Regions from separate parts of the Homo sapiens genome. Here region 2 is linked to region 1. A link is an interaction called in ENCODE POLR2A ChIA-PET data of the cell type or tissue named here. Cell type or tissue: IMR-90. All regions are shown on one strand.

What was found. Peaks named below come from ENCODE experiments on the same cell type or tissue, not always from the same donor. Only the 100,000 strongest peaks of a DNase experiment are listed, where the experiment ranks them.
Region 2: POLR2A ChIA-PET joins it to region 1 with 5 read pairs; 2 of 35 experiments call an interaction of 5 or more read pairs at or near these places.

The regions. Positions count from the first base shown.
Region 1 is chr5:110,912,788-110,920,787 of GRCh38, forward strand. No RefSeq gene overlaps it. Among named protein-coding and RNA genes, the nearest start is that of TSLP, 150 kb to the right of the region's middle. In IMR-90, no CTCF peak of the experiment used is centred here; a DNase peak (open chromatin) is centred at 3,774; H3K27ac peaks cover 1,660 bases.
Region 2 is chr5:111,102,872-111,110,871 of GRCh38, forward strand. It overlaps WDR36 (WD repeat domain 36), which reads left to right. Exons shown (of 23, transcript NM_139281.3): 7 at 915-1,047; 8 at 1,306-1,481; 9 at 1,826-1,946; 10 at 2,424-2,489; 11 at 3,186-3,272; 12 at 4,423-4,568; 13 at 7,318-7,432; 14 at 7,917-8,000. Among named protein-coding and RNA genes, the nearest start is that of WDR36, 15 kb to the left of the region's middle. In IMR-90, no CTCF peak of the experiment used is centred here; no DNase peak of the experiment used is centred here.

The DNA of each region.
Region 1 (8,000 bases):
TAATTTATAAAGAAAAGAAGTTTAACAGGGTCACGGTTTTGCAGGCTGTACAAGCATAGATCCAGCATCTGCTCCTGGGGAGGACCTCAAGAATCTTCCAATCTTGGCAGAAGGGAAGGGGGAACCAGCATGTCACATGGCCATAGTGGGAGCAAAAGAGGGGAGGGGAGGTGCCACACTCTTTTAAACAACCAGATCTTGGGTGAACTTAGAGCAAAGATTCACTCATTATCACAAGGACAGCAACAAGCCATTCATGAGGGATCCATTCAGTAATGCAAACACCTCCTGCCAAGCCCCATCTCCAACATTGGGGTTTATGTTTCAACATGGAATTTGGAGAGGACAAACATCCAAACTATATCACCCTGGATTCATTTTCATTGAAACAGTGGGCAACTGCAGCTGCAGATCTCAATTTATGGTGAATATCAAGCAATTCAACTTTTCCTTGTAATGTCATGACTTTGCTTATTGGGAGCACTTTCAGCATCACTAGTAGCACTTCATATGGATCCCATGGTTTTATTTAAATTTTGTGGTGTTGTACTAACCATGATGAAAAATACATAAGAACTGCAAGAAAGAACTTTTTACTGCAATACAAAATTTACTGGAAAGACAGCTGCTCCTGTGGAGATGATTAGAGTGTTTTACAAGGATGCTTGCAACACTTGAGCTCACAGTAATAGCAACAGGAGGAAGCTACAAAATTGTCACAGTAATACAACAGGTACTATAGTTAATTTTATGCAGTTATTCTTTAATACCGCATCTTCACCTATCTTGGCATTTCTCTTGACTGCAAATGGTACTTTGTATGGTCTGTGTTTATAAGCTTTGACAACTTTCAACTTTTTTATTTTGTGATAGAAATGAGAAAATAGACTAGTATCTACATCTATTTACACATTCATAAGATATCTAACTTTTTCTTAATTTTTTTAATATTTCTAGTCTACAAAGTTCATCTTCAAGTTTTTTCAAGGCTTTATTTTCTTCAGAGAACATTGAATAGGAATATTTCTTGTAATCCTATTCTCAAACTACAGTGATTTAGGGGCCATTTTAATTTGTGTCATGATATAAGTTACTAATTCTGATATCAAGATGAGTACCTCTCTATTCTTTTTTTTTTTTTTTTTTTTTTTTTTTTTGAGACAGGGTTTCACTCAGACACCCAGGCTGGAGTGCAGCGATCCCATCTCTGCTCACTGTAACCTCTGCCTCCTGGGCTCAAGTGATCCTCCCACCTCAGCCTCCCAAGTCGCTGGGACTACAGGAGTGCACCACTACACCTGGCTTTTTTTTTTTTTTTTTTGTATCTTTTGTTGGGACAGGGTTTTGCCATGTTACCCATGCTGGTCTCGAACTCCTGAGCTAAGGTAATCTGTTCATCTCAGCCTCCAAAAGTGGTGGGGCTCCAGGTGTGAGCCACTGCACCTGCCCCTCTGTATTCTTTCGTGGCTAGGAAACCAAAAGAATTGTGACTATCGTAGGCATCAGTAAGCGTTGTGTTTTTTCTTTTTCAACTTTTATTTTAGGTTCTAAGGGTGCATGTGCAGGTTCATTATATGGGTAAATTGTGAGTCTCTGGGGTTTGGTATACAAATTATTTAGTCACCTAGGTAGTGAGCATAGTATCTGATAGGTTCAAGTAGTCCCCATTGTCTATTATTCCCCTTTTTGTGTCTATGTGTATTCAATGTTTAGCTTCCACTTATAAATGAGAACGTGAGGTATTTGATTTTCTGTTCCTGCATTAATTTGCTTAAGATAATGGCTCCCAACTCCATCCACGTTACTGCAAAGGATATAATTTTATTCTTTTTTATGGCTGCATAGTACCCCATGGTGTATACGTACCACCTTTAAAAAAAATCCAGTCCAGTGTTCGTAAAGCATGAAGCACTCTTTATCTGAAAAAATTATTTATATGAACATATGATTTCTCAATAATGTCAAATGGATAACTTGTTTCTATATTATTAACATTGAACAAGCGGAGGAAAATGTATCTTTCTCATCCTGTGCTATTTCTCATTAAGATTTAAATTATAAGAGGTAGGTTTATATGTTTTTCAACATTCAACAATTTTTTAATGTACCATTACATTAAATAAGAAAATATGCTTGGGATTTTAAAAAAGGAAAAACTGAAGAAAATGGCTCTGCCAGTAATTTTGTGGCATTATGTCTTATTCATTCTGTGGTTCAGTTTCTCAGTTTGTGAAACATGAACAGTAATAGTATCTATCCCATAGGGTCATTGTGAGAACTAAATTAATTTTAAAATAAGGCATGTAGAACTATGCCTAGCACTTATATGTGTTAACTATTATAATGTGGTAACTATTATTAACACTTATATGTGTTAACTATTATTAATGATGATGATTATATCCTCTTTTGAAAATGTGAAATACCAACAACTAAAATATCAGGTATTTAGAAGACAAGAAATAAAAGTAGCAGGTTATAAAATATTTAGAAGTAAGTTCCAGGTGCGGCGAGATCTGAAGTTTATATAATTGGGAGAAGCTTTTATAAGGAAATAGGAAAAAGGTTTTACAAGGAAGTAGGAGAAGCTTTTATAAGGAAAATAAATTTATAACAAAATTACAAATATAAAGTTAAGATTGATGGCTTCTCATATCAGCACTGCTTAGAAAAAAAAAGAGAAAAAAAGCAAAAATAGATACATACCTCAGTAGGAAAATAGCCAAAAAGTTGCACATTCATATACTAGCATACCAGATAGTCATTAAAGATAATGATAAATGTACTAACATGAGAAGGGATGTGGGGTATATTATTAAGTGGGAAAAGCAAAATTAGTTATGGCAGGCATGGTAGTTGCCTATCAGTAACTATTGCTTCAGTTTTTCTTACAAAGAAACCTCTGATCTTATTCAGGAAGACAATGTGCTCAGCTTTAAAAAAAATTGTGGTTTAGACGCCTTTGCACCTTGGTGGGGCCAAGTGGCAGTATTCTGACTGATGGGTTGTGAGGGGTCATCACTGCTCTTTGTCCTTTCCACTCTTCCTCCGTGGAAGGTGAAAAAATGCTGGTGATATAGCAGCTATTTGGGGTCCTAAGGTAACAAACGTATGAGTAAAAGTAACAATTAATGGTAAAATTGGAAAGATATAAAGAATCTGGGTCTCTCTTGGCATTGTGGATCTCCTACCAGTCTTCGGCTTATTATTTCATAAAGATAAGTGCTCCTTGGGTTATTTATTTTTTATACAGCTGAAAGTAAATTGTGACTGATACACATGTAGTCTAATCTATGTATAATGTATATTAGAATAATGTAATATAGGCAAACAGAGACATCCATGTAAAATGGACTGAAAGGATAACCAGCAAACTCAGAAGTGTGGTTGCCCTGGAAAGGAAAGCAGTCATAAGAGGGAAATGCTCTCATTTTGTTTAGTGTTTTTTTTAGATTTGAATCTTTTCCAGTGAATATATTTATATCATTTTAAACAACAAAAAGGAGAGCATTTTTAATACCATTCTTATTTTGTGTGTGTGTGTGTGTGTGTGTGTGTGTGTGTGTGTGTGTGGTGTGAGATAGGACATTTTGTCTTTCACGTTGTATTGGGAAAAACAGGTGAACAAGTTTGGAAATTCAGGCTATAACCTTTATGTGATTTTAAATTTAGCTACTCACACTAAAAATATTCCCTTAATCTTTTTTATCTTCAACTCATTACCATTGCAAAATCCTCTAAGCATGCATACTCTCGTACTGAGTCACCTGCTGCAGTCTGCAAAGCTCTGATCACTGTGGTTTGTGTTTAGGGCCGTCTGTAGAGGATTTTTTAGGGCCGTCTGTAGAGGATTAGGGCCATCTGTAGAGGTTTGTGTTTAGGGCCGTCTGCAGGGTCTGGGAAACATCACACTCTGTACTCTTCTCCAACATTTTCATTAAGAATAAATATTTGTGAATCATTATCAAGAACAGCATTCAAGGGGAAAACCAGGCTAAATGACACAGTGTAAATAAGAGGTTTGTACAGAAATGGGTACTAAGTTTTAGAAGCAAGCAGACAGCCCCAAGTTTGAATTGGAATGCCTTAAGTCATTTTGAGAGTAGTTAACATCTCTCTCTATGGATAGCTATACAGTTGCTGCAGCTTAGTCTCAACAGAAACACAGGCTATGAAGACAGTCTACTTTTGTTTTTTAAAAAAATGCTGTCTTTTCGAATTATTCTCCTTTAGTCAATATTTCAATAAACACATATTGAATACCTGTAATGCCCCAGGCACTGGACTCAAATTTGGGTGAAGAGCATGGCACGAAGAGAGGGGGATGCAGTCTAATAACTCTTGAGATCCATTTCTCCCTGTGTCTTCCCAGGACACGGGGAGTTGGCATATTTAGTGGTCAGATAGGAAGTCATTAGTCAAAAAAAAAAAAGAAGTAAGAGAATGTAAAAGAAGCAAACAGATACCAAGAGTCGGAAACAGGCTAAGGATCAAAAGCAGAAACATCCGTTCAAGCCAAAGTAAACTCAGGGCATTCCTTCTATCCACCCATCTATTCAAATAACACTAACAGAAAGCTTGCTAAGTACAGGCATCATGATAGCTGTTGTGGAGAATTCACAGATATGAAAAACCATAGATCCTGTCCTTAAAGGATTTACAGACTAATGGACTAATGAGGAGGATAAGTATAATCAAATAATTCTGTCACAGATCAGCCAGCATTCATTAAGTGTCATAAGAGAAGTTCAATCAAGGGCCAAGAACCCCACTGGAGTGGGACACTATTTTTGGCTGGGCAATCAGAGAAGCCCTGTCAGGAGAGGTTTGAAAAACGAGAATGACTTTGACAGGACCAAATGGAGAAAGAAGCAGGAGAAGGGCATTGTAGACTGTGACACTGGCAGAAACAAGAATAAAAAGCATTCGAGTTGAAGGCAGGGGAACCCAGTGCGCTACAAACAGTGAGAAGTCCACTGACTCAGAAACAAGCTTTTCAGATGATGTTCAACAGATCTTGCAGGAGGAGGTTATCTCTTGATCCAGGCCATCCTATGGCAGTGTCTTTATCTGATCTGTAACTTGGATTTCTACTTAAGTTTTTATTTGGAAAAAAACGAAGCTCTGTTTACTAAAAATATTTTAAAACCTGAAAACCACTAAGAGCATCAATGGGTTAACATAAGAAATGATAGAAATGTGCTCAGAAGAATGTCTGGGCAGACCTTGAAGGCATTAAATGACCAGGGGAATTTCTTTTTTACCGAGGGCGATGGTGGGGTCTCTGGGAAACCTTTAAAGAAGAAATTAACACTAGAAAAAAAATGAATTATGAAATGACTGTTGCACATCGGGTCAGAAAGGAGCAGAGACTGCAGTCACAGACAGTGATCAAAAGGAGATGGCAGAAGTTCAGGGAAAATATTAAGGGCCTGCGTGAGGGTACAGAGAGAAGGGACAAGGGAAAAAGGAATTGTCAAAGGACATTTAGAAAGAGGATTTACCAGTCCTTGTAATTGCATAAATAAGTGAGAGGTAAGTTAATGACTTAGATCTCCTTTAATGTTTGTTTAATATTTATATTTGTGAGTGATATACAGACATACACATTTTAATAGACTTCAATTTTCAGACCACTTTTAGATGTAGAGAAAAAATTCAAAGATAGGACAGAGAGCTTCCATATACTCTTCACTGAGTTTCTCCTATTCACATTTAACATTAGCATGGTACATTTGTTACAATTAATAAACCAATATTGATATATTACTGTTATTAGCTAAATTTCATACTTTATTCCTATTTTCTTAGTTTCTACCTCTTTTTCTGTTGTAGGATTTTATCCAGGATACCACATTACATTAAGTCATCAGGTCCCCTTAGGCTGTGACAGTTTCTCAGACTTTACTTCTTTTTGGTGACCTTAACAGTTTTGAGGATTATTGGTCAGTTATTTTGTAGAATGGCCATCTATTGGGACTTATCTGATGTTTTTCTCATGATTAAACTGGGGTTATGGGTTTTGGAAGGAAAACCACAGAGGTATTGTGCTATTTTTATTATATCACGTCAGGGGTACATGCTATCAATGTGACTTTCCACTGTTGATGTTGACCTTCATGACCTGGTTGAAGCAATATTTGTCAGGTGCCTCCACTGCAAAGTTACCCCTTTTTCCCTTTTCATGCTGTATTCTCTAGAATGTGGACACAAACATTTTTTTAAAGAAATGCTTTCCTCAATTCAGCTCCAGTCCCTTACATGGATACTTCATTTAGCAATAAACTTTACAGTTTTTTCAGTCCACAAGACTTAGAAGTCACTTCAGCAAACATCTGTTGTGACTTGAGCATGCCCTTGGGGGTCTCGCTCTTGAGCATTTTATGAAATACCCCTTTCAGCCATAAGGAGTGTGCTCCCCAAGGACTTCAAAGACATGCAGTTTCTCTCCATCATTTTTCACCTTTCCAGTTCTGCCATGTTTCTGTGACAGCTGAGTATCCTCTGTAGAGTGACTCCCAGGAATGCATGGCTGGGCACACAAGTAGACCCTTCCTAGAGGCCTGTCCCTCCCACCCTTGCACCACACCTTCACTCTGATGCCTCACAGAACTGCTGACGTCCCAGCTAGAGGCCCACCTCTCAGTGCCAGGGTGTGGCCAAGTCCCCACTGCCACCCTGTCTTGTGGACCATAGGATCTCTCCACCATCATGGTTTTTGGCCGCAGCTGAATTTGGAGTGGACTAAATCAAGTTAAATCAATTTCCTCTCTTCTGCTGTGCCCTGGGAATTGTAGGGTTTATTCCTCTTGCCACTCTTGCAGCAAACTGGTTCCATTTCTTTCTGCCTTGTTAACCATCCATCCTCACTCATTGACACATTTTTCTCTTCTCTACAAGATATTATTGATACCCTTTTAACGCCTTGTCAGGAAACTTGTGAGGAGCAATATCAAATTATTTTCTGTTTCTTTGAATTTCCTCAGAACTCGGCCAAAGCTGTTTGGCCCCTCCTCCTCTTCATCCCTTAATAGTCACATGCATGCAGTAAATCCTACAGAACAGCCATAAGGTCCCAAAGCCCAGGATCAGTGGAAATGGCCTCTGGATTAATCAAGTAATAATTTTCAGGGGAATAAAGTATGTTTGTATGCTGGCCCTCCTTAAAAAAACATTGTTCATTAAAATCTGACATCTCTGTGGCTGAACTGAATGTATGAGCCTCACCCTCACCCCTCTAGCAACTTGATATTGAGAACAAACAATTAACCTCTTGTGTGCAGATAATGCTTTTATGGTCTCAGTCTGTGTGTGGTCTTAGCAAATAGTTGGCCCTTTTATCTAATGATTGTCTCCAGAGAAAAATATAATTGTATTTTGTTTGACTAAATCACTGGTTAAACTTTTCAGTTTTTGGATTATGGATAATAATCTCATGTTATCGAATCACTTTGGCATACATAGTAATTTCCAGGTTATTGTTGAACACATATTATAAGCAGTAATGTTCTTAAGTATCCTTTAGGTGTTTTATGGTGAACATATGGGCTGAATTTGCAACCATGCTATGTGAAATCTTCTGCTTCTGTCAGATATGAACCTCTGTGGCTCACCTAAATCTGCAAGATTCTATATGTACCCTATGGTTGGGAAGTCCTCATATCTCACGTGTCCAAAACAGGATGAAATAAGGATTTCCTGCGTTCTGAGAATCTTAGTGGTTTATGGGAGTGACATGGGATCTAAATTGACCCCTTCCTGCTAATTTGTCCTTCTGCATTTTAAGAAAAGCATATCTGAGATCATGTTCAGCCTATTTCTGGGGACTTTAAAAATAGCATACCAAGTGTATAAGGAAGTAGCAGTTTTTTACATTTGGGTGTTAAACATAAGCAAGTTTTCGAATTTATTTTCATACCTATTATCAACATATAGCTTTTACCCATTCATTCAGTCCAGATAATTTCAGAGAATTTTAGAAACATTTTGTTAACTGTAGA
Region 2 (8,000 bases), 190 kb after region 1:
AAATAAATGAATGCATGTCTACAGCGAATCTTGTGTTTATATTGGCCACATATGTAGCCACTATACCCTTATCTTTTTCAGTATCCATTGTCTATACTTGCCCAATTTATATGTATTCCTTATCTTCTCTTGCTGTCATCAGCCTAGCTCCACTTTTGCCTATCCAGAAGACTCCATAAGTATCAGAGGATTAGGACCCTTGAGGACAAGGGATTATATCTGTTTTAGTATCTCCAATTTCTACACAGGGTCTCATGCATAGTAGACACTTGATGACAAATTAATAAAACGTGTAGCCTGATTCCATTCTATAATGATATTGGACATTGATCTTTGCTAAAATAGAGAAATTCATAATAGAGCCTGTATGTAAGACTTGTATTATAGACCATTATAACCATAGAATATTAGAACTGGAACAGACTAATTGTAAAACTTTTTTTGCCTTTTCACATGTTTTGTAGGTTTTTCCTACTTTCTTGGATAAGCAATTCTTCACTTCCTTTGTAATTGGTTACATGTTGCCACACATAGCGCAAGCCTTTATGTTTTCTAGTTGTCTCCTTTTTCTGTTTCCATCCAGTCCAGTGATCTGTAGTGATTTTATACATAGCTTTCTTTTTCTGTTGTGGTTGTTTTCTTTCCAAAATCTTACCAGCTAGGTTTTGGGAATGAGGATGGGATGTTGACTGGCAGAATTGAAGCTGGGAAGTAATTTGGAAAAATCATTACTGAATACTTCTATGCTGAATAAAAAAGTATGCTTGAATGGTAATACTTGCTGAGTTTTTCTGCCATCTTTTAGAAGATACTTCATTATTTCTTTTGATAACACCTAATAATGATGCGTATCATCAGGATTATTAAAGCTATTTTGCTTAAGAAAGTAAAAGTTTGAATAATTTAATTTTTAGGCACCAGCCGTGGATGTTGTTGCTATTGGTCTTATGTCAGGTCAAGTTATCATTCACAACATTAAATTTAATGAAACATTAATGAAGTTTCGTCAAGACTGGGGACCCATTACTTCAATTTCATTTCGCACAGGTAACTTTTAACATACTTATTGATAGGAGTTAAGAACACTTAAAATTCATTACTTTAAAAGTCAATTTTTTTTGTCTTCTGGTAGCTTAATCTAATAGAAGTGAATGAATACTGGAGTAAAAGGCAAAGAAATATGAATAGATTATTGGTATATAGTTTTTTTCTAACTTTATGGATTAAAAGGGAAGAGAGAAGAATTCTTGTTTATTTTGGGGGATCTAGAAGTATTTTTCTTAATGTATTTTATTTTAATAACAGATGGTCATCCAGTAATGGCAGCTGGAAGCCCATGTGGCCATATTGGACTCTGGGATCTAGAAGACAAAAAATTAATCAACCAAATGAGAAATGCACACTCTACAGCAATTGCCGGACTGACATTTCTCCATAGAGAGCCACTTCTTGTCACAAATGGCGCTGACAATGCTCTTAGGGTATTATGATTATTGTTAACATCTTCCTGGCTCATCTAACTTACCCTTTGGGTTATTACAAGCTTGTTTTAATGTATCAGCTTTCAACCTAGAAGATGAAAGGAATATGGAATGAGATATTGGTATAGATGAAACAAAAAGCACAGCAGGTGACATGATTGCAGTGAAGCGGGAAAGAATTACAGTTTATTTCTCCCCCAATACCCACTCCCTCCCTTGTAGCTCCAGAGTCAGTGGCTTAGCAAGCACTACTCAATACCAGTTGATTTATGTAGGGGGTGATTTGACTGCTTGCAGATCAGATGGAACATTGTAGAAGAACTGACGTTTTTATTTCTTGGCAGATATGGATATTTGATGGTCCTACAGGTGAAGGCCGACTTTTGAGATTCAGAATGGGTCATAGTGCTCCTCTTACCAATATCAGATATTATGGACAGAATGGACAGCAGATTCTAAGTGCAAGTGAGCTTCTGCTTCATACTATTAGTTTATTTCAGCAAGTATTGAGATGTGGGTGCCCAGTATGAGGTTTGATATTTACACATACTTAGATTCACATATCTCTTTGAGTGACTTAGAAGTCTGGGTAAAACTAAGAGTCCTTTTTGTCTACTTGAGAAGCACTATAGATGTTATTATCTATGCTTAATGTGTCCTTCTATTTACTAATCCTCAGAGACAGAATGGTTAGATTCTAAAAATTCTGTTAGTCTGCTGAAAATTATTAGTACCTCATTTTCATTTTATCCTTTGTTCTTACTAAATGGCATTCTATAAAAAGTTGAATATTTTAATGAAGTAGTTGCAATCTGGTTTTCCCTTTAAAGTGTCCCAAACTGTAACTTCAAGATTTTCAAATTGAATTTTATAAAATTTGTGATTCACATAGTCCCTTGTTTTAATGAAGCTTGATTAGGGATTTTCTGTGTATATCAACAGGTCAAGATGGAACTCTTCAGTCATTTTCCACGGTACATGAAAAATTCAATAAGAGCTTGGGACATGGTAGGTCCTCTACAAGACAAAATAAGCTGGTCACGAAAGAAACATTTCAACATTCTATGAAACAACTGGAGGAAGTTTCATCAATGCATTTTATTTTTTCTTGGATGAACTAGATAAACATGTATGGAAGAGGTAGTAAGATTCCTAGCATCAAAGTTGCTATAGAAGTGATTGAGGTTCTGCTATAAGGTTATTGAAAAAAGTTAGACATCTTGGGTGGTAAAAACATACTGCTGCCACCCAAAAGATGTTCATGGCCTCACTTGAGCTATCTGTAGAGTGCACAGTTTTTAAAATGGAAGGTAGCTTAGAGAAAGCATCAAAGTAAGTGGCATCCAATATTTTTGCTTTAAAGCAATCATTTATTCTCTTTCCCTTTTCATGGTTTCCAGCCTTTGAAAGATTTTGTTTATTAAACAACAAAATCTTACTTGGTTTTATGATTACTAATTTTTAAGTTACTATCTTATACTGTTCATGCATGTATATAAATTTTAAGATTATTTTTAACAATATCTAAAATAACTTTTCTTAGAATTAAAAAATAACAGTGGTAATAACATCTTTGTTTTGTTTCTGACTTAAATGGGAATATCTTGTACTTTATAGTTACAAGACTGATAGCTTTTCTTTTATATACACTTTTTATTAAGAAGGATTCATAGCTATGTATGTTCCCCTTTCCCCCATCCTTAGGATTAATAAATAAAAAGAGAGTTAAACGTAAAGGACTTCAGAATACCATGTCAGTGAGACTTCCACCCATCACAAAGTTTGCAGCAGGTAAGTAACTTCAAACTGTGTTTTGAGAAGTTCTCCTTTGTCATTTATTTCCTACTGTATGCTGTTTTATTTTCTGTTTTAATAAATGCTTTTACAAATATTAATAAGCATTCAGAAGGTAACCCCAGGTGCATGCTGGTCTTGTGTGAAGACTAAAAATGAGTTATTTTAAATGTGAACTTCTTATCTATTAACATCAGGCTTTGCTCTTCTGTATAACAGGTATTAATAATATTTGATTTTATAGCCTTTTTATTCTGTCATATGCCTGGTATAATGAAAGTCACTAATGTAAAAAGAACTGGAACAGCAGAGTATGAGAACATAGAGCTCTGACTAATTAAGATCTAAGAATACTGAGGTCTTAGTATACTATGTCATTTGACCTGTGCCACTTTCAAAGAAGTGATTTTAAGAAAAATATAGATAATGGGTTTGTTGCGTGAAATCTATCATGGGAAATTACTGTAGAGGCACCATTTCTATTTGAAAGTTGTTATTATGACCACCTTTCTGTTTTCTCAGAGCTTGAGTCATGTTTCTAAAAACATTTGAATCACATCACACATCTGCTTAAAATTTTTTAGTGGCTTCTTAACACCTTTAGAGTGGAATCTCATCTCCTTAACATGACTTTCAAGACCCTTTGTAGTGTGGTCCTGATTGCCTTGCCCTACTCCTATCCCTCCCAAGAAGATACTACACTTACTTGCTGTCCTCCGTTTTGTTCATTTTTTTCTTGTGCATGTTATCCCCCCCAGGTAATTTCTACTTGTTCTACTACTCCATCCAGAGAGCCATTTACTTTCCCCAAATCTCCTGAGTGGTCTTATAAGACACTGTCATACTTTATTGTAATTTCTTCTGATTAGAATCTCTTGTTAGGTATGTTAATTAGCTTGATTTAGCCGTTCCACAATGTATACATATCACAACGTTATGTTCTATGCCATAAACACATAAATACACACATTTTTTATTTGTCAATTAAAAAATAATCTCTTGTTAGATTGGAAACATATTGCTATCAGATATTACCTGTTTGTTTTACCATTGTATCCCTAGTGTCTGAAATATTGGATGCCTAATAAGTAATAAATGAATAACAGAATGAAAAGTAATTTGATTTATGATTTTCATTACGTTTTAGAGGAAGCTCGTGAAAGTGACTGGGATGGTATCATTGCTTGCCATCAAGGTAAGCTATCTTGCTCAACCTGGAATTATCAGAAATCTACAATAGGCGCTTACTTTCTCAAGCCAAAAGAGTTGAAGAAAGATGACATAACTGCAACAGTAAGTGAGCTTGTTTATAAGAGTATCTTCTCTTTAAAACTTTCCTATGGAAATCTTGTTATACTCAAGGTTTCTCATCATAATATTGACTGAAAAAACGTAGTTTAACATTTTAAAGCATTGCATAACCCAAAGCCACAAAAATTTGCTCCTGTGACTTCTAAGAGTTTTCTAGTTTTAGCTCTTATATTTAGATTTATTCTCTCTGAATTGACTTTTGTGTATGGTATGATAAAGGGGTCCAAATTCATTTTTTTACATGTGGATATCCAGTTGTCCCAGCACTATTTGTTCAAAAGACTATTCTTTCTCCATTGAAAGATCTTGTTTCCTCTGCTGAAAGTCATTTGACCATGTATGTAAGAGTTTATTTCTGGACTCTGAATTCTCTTCCATTGATCTGTATGTCTGTTCTTATACCAGTACCACACTGTCTTGATTTTGATAGCTTTGTGGTAAGTTTTGAAATCAGGAAGTGTGACTTCTCCAGGTTTTTTGTTCTTTTTTCAAGATTGTTTTGGCTCTTCTGGTCCCTTGCATTTCCGTATGGATTTTAGAATGAGCTTATCAATTTCTGCAAAAAAAAGCAGCTATGATTTTGATAGGGATTTCATTTTGATTTTATAGATCAGTTTGAGTGTTGTCTCTGATCTATGAACATGGGGTGTTTTTCCATTTGTTTAGATCTTCCTTAATTTTTCAACAATATTCTGTAGTTGTTTGTATATAAGTCTTACACTTCTTTGGGTACATTTTTCCTAGTATTCTTTCTAATGTTACTGAAGTAGAGTTTTTTTGTTTTGTTTTGTTTTTGTTTTGTTTTGTTTTGTTTTTTTATTTTGGATTGTTCATTGAGAGTGTATCAAAATGCAGTTGATTTTTGCATTATTGATCTCATATCTTGCAACCTTGCTGAACTTATTAGTTCTAATAGTTTTTAATAGATGCCTCTGCTTTTGAAAATGCTTATTAAAAGTGTAACTCAACATTTGACCCTATTTTATACAAATTGCATTGTAAGTTTGTATATTCTATTCTCTGTAGTATGAAAATCCAGTCTTAAGCTTTTATATAATTTTCTAAACCGTAAAGATTCTATCTTACGCTCCCGTAGGGACATTTACCTACATAGTTTTGAATAATGGTTGTAATAGTAGTGGTAATTATAATCACAGGTAACATTTTCTGTGTGATTACTTTGTTCCAGGCTTTCTGTCTGGCATGGATTATTTCATATTTTCCTTACAACAGTCCTACAGCATGGTACATTGGTTAGCTGCTTTTTATGGACAGTAAAACAGGCTTTATGAGCAACATGCCTAAGATCAATGAAGCGAGTAAGGGGCAGAGCTGGGATTTGAACCTAAGACAATTCATTCTAGAATCTATATTCTTATAGCCCATAGGGATCACTTATAGAACATTTAGTATGTATGTATACTATGATATTTAGCTGGAGTTGAGTCATTTTTCTGACAGTCTCAGCTATCTGGAGCAAAGCTAGTAACCAATAAGTAATAAGCAAAAATACGTATAGAGAGCCTGTGCACTAAAGTACAATTTGTTACTCAAAGATAACATTCACGGTTTATTTATTTTTGCTTTGTTTGGCTTAGATAATACATTAGAATGAATAAATTAGAAGAAGAGAATGCCAGGAGCAGGCCGACTAAAAACAATAACTCCCCTAAAAAAATGTAAAGCAGGACAATGTAGGGCCTGTATTACTTGCAGGTTATAGCATACAAGCTCCTTTAGTTTCTTGATTGTATAACTATACAACATAGCATAAACATTTATGAATTTTTCAAAATAGGTCAGCTTAATGTTTGTGTTTCATTTAGGAAGATAAAATGCTTTTTAACCATAGTAATTTCCCATCTAAAATACTTTTTTTAAAAGAAATCTTTATCTAGAAAAATGTATGTATGTAAAACATATTTATGTGATGCAATGTAAATATGTCGTGACAAAGTGGTATGTCAAACTTTATGTTGCTTTGCTTAGTTAAATAAACCTTCATTAAATACTTTCTACTTAGTTTGTATAAGTCATCTGTTTAGATGTAAATTGAATTATCTCTTGGTGGATGACATCTGACTGACACACATTGGCAATCAGTTATTTCTCCAGCAGTGACCAAATATGTAGCCAGTCTCATGTTTTCAGTATAGAAAAAATATATTGACATAATATTGATATTTTAAGTATTAAAATGAGATTATATTATAGAACCTGCTTATAAACCAAATGTTTTCTCTGTAGTGTCTTATATATTTCCTTCCTAATATGTCATAATTAAAATATTTTGGGCTTTTGCTTGGCCATTCTAACTAATGGTATGTTTTTGGTTTTATGTCAGCTGTGGAAGCAGTTACAAAAGGCAAGACAAAAAGAAATTAGGCGATGGAATGTTTTAACTTTGGCTTTGTTAATAAATTAAAAATTGAAGGCTAGTCCCATATATAGTTCTCTTGACTTTGTACATTTAAATTGAGTTAACCTTAGTTATGTTTTGTTTTCTTAGATAGTAATTCTTCATACTTTTTAAAGAATGGAGATAGAATCTAGCATATATTCTTATACACCCAAATATAATTACTTTATGTTAAAAAAACTAATGAAGCAATTCATTTATTGTTCTTTTGTTAAATAAAAAGGAACAAGTAGATAAAAAAATGCTTTGGAAAGCATAAAGTGCAATAAAAATGTTAGTTATTTTGTCATTTGTGGGTTTTTTTTCTTAAAGGCAGTGGATATAACTTCTTGTGGAAACTTTGCTGTAATTGGCCTCTCATCAGGAACTGTAGATGTATATAACATGCAGTCTGGCATACATCGAGGAAGTTTTGGCAAGGATCAAGGTAGAGAATTTTTTTCCTTGTTTTTTATTAATGTAGATAGATACAAAACTAGTAGTGAAAGCTGGTATGTATAATCTTTAAGTGCTGGGCATTTTGCTAAAGTTGAAGATGGGTTATAATCAACCCTATATGGCAGATACTGCAATTGTATCATAAGGACCATGTTGAAAGAGAAAAGTCATGGGTACTTAAAGAGTTACGTGGATATTATACAGATTAATTTTTTTTCTTCTCTCCTTTAAGCAGAAAATCTTAACAAACTTTTCAAACCTATGTTGTATCGATCTGATTTCTGTTTTTTTACTCGAACAGTATTAATAATTAAGAATCTTCTTACACCCCTAAAATCCAGATTAATTTCAAGATTTTAAAGGATATTTAAGTGGCACCTTACATATTTGAATGAAGGAATCACTGTGTGTATTGTTCAGAGAGAAACACTGCCAATTCTGATTTTTTTTTTCTTTTGACATCTACCTTACAGCTCACAAGGGATCTGTTAGAGGTGTCGCAGTGGATGGATTAAACCAGTTGACAGTTACAACTGGTAGTGAAGGATTACTCAAAT